Regions from separate parts of the Homo sapiens genome. Here region 1 is linked to region 2. Evidence: chromatin contacts called from ENCODE Hi-C data. All regions are on one chromosome and are shown on one strand. The core of a region is the stretch at or near the end of the contact, and the rest is flanking DNA. Distances in the headings are between cores, read along the strand shown.

What was found. Hi-C counts contacts between places; a loop is a spot of excess contacts on that map. Pooled maps may share reads with other maps.
Region 1: a pooled map shows a loop between it and region 2 (2.1-fold over the local background). The contact joins the enhancer-like site here to the promoter of PTGS1 in region 2. A Hi-C loop is called at or near these places in 1 of 50 pooled maps.

Annotation. Positions count from the first base shown.
Region 1 is chr9:122,285,526-122,288,225 of GRCh38, reverse strand. All of the region lies in intron 4 of MRRF (mitochondrial ribosome recycling factor), which reads right to left. Among named protein-coding and RNA genes, the nearest start is that of MRRF, 22 kb to the right of the region's middle. Within about 2 kb of position 1,310, at least 2 of the 41 ENCODE cell types and tissues checked have a DNase peak (open chromatin) inside an H3K27ac peak, as active enhancers do.
Region 2 is chr9:122,369,586-122,372,285 of GRCh38, reverse strand. It overlaps PTGS1 (prostaglandin-endoperoxide synthase 1), which reads right to left and starts at 1,262. Exons shown (of 11, transcript NM_000962.4): 1 at 1,195-1,262; 2 at 1,014-1,100. The coding sequence starts at 1,201.

The DNA.
Region 1 (2,700 bases), core at 61-2,560, 84 kb after region 2:
TTGTTCAAATCATGCTGTGGTTTTTATTCCCTTCTTTTCTTTCCCATCATTAACTCTAGCTGCAGGCAAGTTTATGGAAGGCAGCAACTATGTGTATCATTTATCAAGCAGGACACATGTTAAACAAATGCAACACAGTTTTCTGTCTTCAATGCATTCAAAAAGATCATGCATGTAAATCTGCATCGTGTCACTACAGCATGACACGGAAATGCTCAGGTTTGGAAAGAAAGCCAACTGTATGTGAAACAGAAATTACATAAACACAGGATTAGCTCAGCATTTTAAAGCTATGAACCTGGGTACTCTACGGTCAGCTTCGAAGCTGGAGGAAGGAAATCTTTAGTTAGAGCTATTTGTTTAATATATACAACAGACGAGATAAAGGAATTCAAAAGACAATGTAACTCACACTTCCTCATTCTGTTCCTGTAAATGAACCTCTCTACTGATATACTTGTAAGGATTTTTTCAAAACCCATGGAATTTCAACTTGAACAAATGGCAAAGATGTCTGAGTTGAAAAATGAAGATATACCCCAACTTCCTAAGAAAAAATTAAGCTGTTAATATCTCCTCCTGCTTCATAAGATGCTCTGGTGGCCAATCAGGTGCTTCTTCTGTGAATGCCATTTGCTATTTAATAAAAGAAGTGGCTGGCTCTGAAAAGCAATCTGCCTGATGAGGTCTTCAAGCTGTGTAATTAGGAGGCTATTCCCTAAATTGGCCCACAGTGCCTACGGGATTAGATGAACAAGGAGGAGAGGCCTCAGTGGTTCAGAGGGGCCCAGAAAGAGAAACAGTTGACAGTTCCCTTTTCATCAATTTCTCTGTTCCTCACTAACATCAGAAATGAGTGCCTCCCTTTTATCAACCTAATAACAGGTATTCATCCATTCAAGGAAAATTTACCAAATGGTGCCATGTGCCAGGCACTGTTTGGTGTTGGACACAATGAGCAAATTAGACATTCCTACATTCCAAGCTTACACTCTAGTAAAAGTGAGATGAAAAATAAATGTGTACACAAATGTACACTAGTAATAAGTGCAATAAAGAAAAAGAATTGTGCTGTATAGGAGAACTTAGTGTGGAAGAATAATTTAGATTGGAGAGGTCAGGAAAGGCTTCCTTAAGAAAGTGACGTTTAAGCCATGATCCAAAATATAAGTAGCAATTAGCCATGCAACAGTGTTCCATGCAATGGGAACAGGATATGCAAAGGCTCTAAGGATGCAAAGGGTTTGGTGTGTTTGAGGAACTGAAAGACCAATGTGGCTAAAGCATTGTACAAGGATGACAGTGGCACAAGACTGGCAAAACTGAAAAAACAGAGGCAAGATCAAGCAAAGCCATCTAGGCCATAATGAAGATTTTGGACTGTTTCTTGGCCACAGTGAGGATTTTGGACTGTTTCTTAAAGATTGCTAGAAGCCACCAATAAAGGCAAAGCATGGGAATGACAACTGACAAAATCTTTTATACATATATTTTTTTTTCCTTGTTTATTTAAGATACAAGGTCTTGCTCTGTCACCCAGGCTGCAGTGCAGTGGCATGATCATAGCTCACTGCAGCTTCAAACTCCCGGACTCAAGCGGTCCTTCCACTGCAGTTTCCTGAGTAGCTAGCACTACAGGTGTGTGCCATCACACCTCACTAATTTTTTTATTTTTGAAATTTTTGTAGAGCCAGGGTTTCACTATGTTGCCCTGGCTGGTCTTGAACTCCTGGCTTCAAGTGATCCTCTAACCTTAACCTCCCAAAGTGCTGGGATTACAGGCATGAGCCACCACGCCTGGCACAATATATATTTTTCAAAAACTCATTCTGGTTATAGTATGGAGAATGGAGTAGGGGAGTGGTAACAGCACACCCACAGGTGTGCCTGGCCCATTAGCTATCAGAGCCCTTTGATTTGAAACAGTGTGTTCACAGCAAGGGCTTTCCCTTTCTCCTATCTCTAGCCTAGTTTGTCAAATACAACAGGTCCAACCTTGGTCTATGACTTTGGAATACAACTACTGAAATAGACAATAAGAACAGGAGGATTCCTTCACCTTATATTAGCAGATGAGGAAATGGAGGCCCAGAGAGTGAAGCAACTTGCCCAAGGTCAAACAGCCAGTTGGTGGTAGAGATGGGACCGGATTCCAGGTACTCTAAGACTCCTAATCCAGGCCAATTCCTAGTGGACCAATAACAAAAAGCCCAATTACCTTCTTCAACTACACTTAAAATCATAAAGCTTCAAAGATGCAATGACCTAATACAACCCACCTTCCAGTTTTGGAAGCACTGTGCTCCATGCAATATTCTGCAATGGTCAGTCTAGTATAAAAGGACTTCCTGGAGGGTCTGCTCCAAATACTAATGCAGAGGTCACAAATTGGTGGCCCTCAGGCCACATTTGGCCCATTAAAGTATTGTTTTATTTGCTTCATAGTCTTTAAAAAAAAAACTCAATTAGTCATCAACATTTACAGAATAAAGATGTCACATAAAAATTTGTGTTACTAGCTTCTTCTGGAAATAAAAATCGTAGTATCAGGTAACACTGATTACCAGGCCTACATTGTGCCTGGCAATGATCAGCAGGAGCTGGGCAGAGGCATTCCACTCACACAAGGTACAGGCTCTCCAGCTCACCAGAGCCTTTTCACGCTGGCCAAGCACCAATCACTGCATCTCCAGTATTGTT
Region 2 (2,700 bases), core at 13-2,512:
ATCCAAAATCCATGTACATATCTTTCCTCTTTCCCCCACGCACCAGATCCTTAGAGCATCACAGCAGAAAGTGCGGACTCCCTCTGCTCCCTCCTGCCCTCTCTGGGCCTCATTTTAGAGATTTTACACAGCTAGGTGGTGGAGGAAACTATATCCAACTGGGACACATGCTCACACACACGCACACACACAAGCAGCGAGCTGGGGGAGGAAGGTTGGCTGAGCGAGGAGCTGAATTCCTTCACCTGGAACCTGGCACATGCATGGGGGAGGGAAGGGCGGAATTTCCCCATCAACCTCCCCCATGAAACCCAGAGTGGCTCCGGGTCCATTGTGGGTAGAAGCAGCTTTCTGTGGAAAGACCTTGCGAAGTGTGTGGACGCAGACAGACCTGAGTTCAGATCCTGGGCCCACCATGTATTTTGTGAGCTTGGGGAATCATGGCACCTACTGAGCCTCGGTTTCCTCATTTGCTCAATGGGGATCTCTTAAACCCCAGATGAAGCATCCCGGCTCCTAAATGTATTTCCATCTCCCATGTTCTCCCGAAGTCTTCACCAGGGGAGACCTTCTCCACTGGCAATGGGAATCAGGATGGGTTCCCAGACGGTTAGAGGCTGGAGAAAGGGAACTCATTTCCCTTGGTGCCTGCGGCTTCCTCCCAAAGAGGCCCCTATAGGAAACAGCGGGGTTGTTGGGTGCAGAGGCTGCTTAGACATCTGGGGCCCAGAACAGGTGAGGGGGATGGATAGGGACTGTCCCTTCTCCCCAAGTTGGCACCAGATCCCAGTCTGCTGTTTCCCCTGAAAGAACTAGATAGCCCATTAGCCAAGGCCACACCGCCGGGGGGGCTTCAGGGAGCCCCCATCCCACCAAAAGACTCAGCCTCAGTCTTTCTCAGCACCGCGAGCAGAAAGGGGAAGCTGGGCCCGCTGGAGGGGAAAGGAGGGGGTTGAAACCAGGCCAGGGGCGCAAGACCGGGGATTCCCTTGGGGAGGGATGGGGCCGCCTACCTGGCGTGGGCGCCCCTGGGTCCGCGAGCAGGACGGGGAGCGGCGGGAGCAGGAGCAGGAACAGCAAGAACCAGAGCAAGAGACTCCCTGCAGAGGAGAGAGATGAGGGGCTGAGCCTGGCATTCAAGGCTCCACCAGGAGGCCAAGAAAATTCCCCACCGGGCACCGGGGTCGCACTCACGGCTCATGGCGCGGCTGCTGGGGTGCGGGACGCAGAGTGCAGGCTCCTGTGCGTGCGCCTCGCACACTGCCCGGAGCTCCAGCCCATCCCCTCCCCACCCTTCCCCCGGCTCCACCCCCGCTCCTCCCTCCAGCTGTCACCTCGGCTGCCCGCTTACTTCCTCTGCCCAGCCCCGGCCAAGGCATTTTATTAATTAGTGTATGCTCGCCGCTAAAGCGGCTTTTCACCCAAGATCCTTGAAGCACTTACGTTTCTGATGCCTGGTGGCACTAGATATAGACAGGAAACTGAGGCTCAGAGACGATGCTCAATGCTGAGGTCACCCAGGGCTTAGGGACAGAACTGGGGATGGAAGCGGCTCGTCTGAACCACATACCCTGCCCCGCAGAGAAGAAAGGGTCTCAGAGTCCCCTTCTGTAAAATGGGTCTAACGCACTCTACAGAAAAGGGTAGAGAAGAAAAGGGGCTAGAAACAGGGCAGTCTGCAGAGAAGAAAGGGGGCTAGAAATGGGGCAGTCCAGCCTGGCCTGCTGATGGTTTCCTAGATGAGAAACTCACTACTCCTCAGACAGATCTAACAGGAAGGACTTACTTCCCCCATGGGCTGGGCTCCGCCCCCTGAAGCCACAGGTCTCTGCCAGAAATGAAAAGACCGGGCTCCAAACTCCAAGAGAGCCTAGTTCAAATCCAGACTCCACAGCTTACTGGCCGTGTCACCTTGGACAAGGTACTTATCTTTTCTAGCCCTCAGTATTCTCATCTATAAAATCGGCTTAATAGCAAAAACCATCCCAGAGGGTGGTTGTAAGATTCAATGAGGGAATGCACACAAATCTCCTGGTGCAGTGTCCAGCATGTAGTAGGTGCTCAGTTATCGGAAGGCATTTTTTCAAAGATCTCTGAACTCAGATTCCAGGGCTGGCCAGGGTCCATGCTGTAGCTAGACTCACATCCACCGCCGAATTTATAGAATCCCAGCATCCAGCTCTCCTTTTCGCCAGCTCAGGAAGCACCTAGAAGGAGGAAGGAATAGGTCCAAGATCACCCAAAGTCCCATGGTGCTGGCACCCACAAGTCATCTCCCTCAGTTTCCCCAGCACACCCAGCCATCCTGTGGGCCCCACAGTGGGGAAAGCCGGCAGGAGAGCTCAGAGGTTCTTGTGCTGGCTCCTGGGCATCACTGGGTGCAGGGTAGAAATTATGCCAGGTGGGAGAGGTGAAACCTGCTGGGAAGCCCCTCCCCCATTCTCACCCAAGCTGTTCCCATGCTCCCCTGGGACAAAAGCCAGCTGCCCTAGGGAGACAGAGCAAGCCAGGGCAGACCTGGAGAAGGAGTGGGGCATTGGAGGGCCCTGGGGCTCTCAGGGTGCCGGGACCGGCTTCAGCCTTCCCTTCCTCCCCAAATCAAGGGCCCCCTAGCATTTACAGGGCAAGGAGATGGGATTATCAGCAAAAGGGATGGGGACAGGGTGGAGGTGTGGGGGTCCAGTTGTCCAAAGAAAGGGG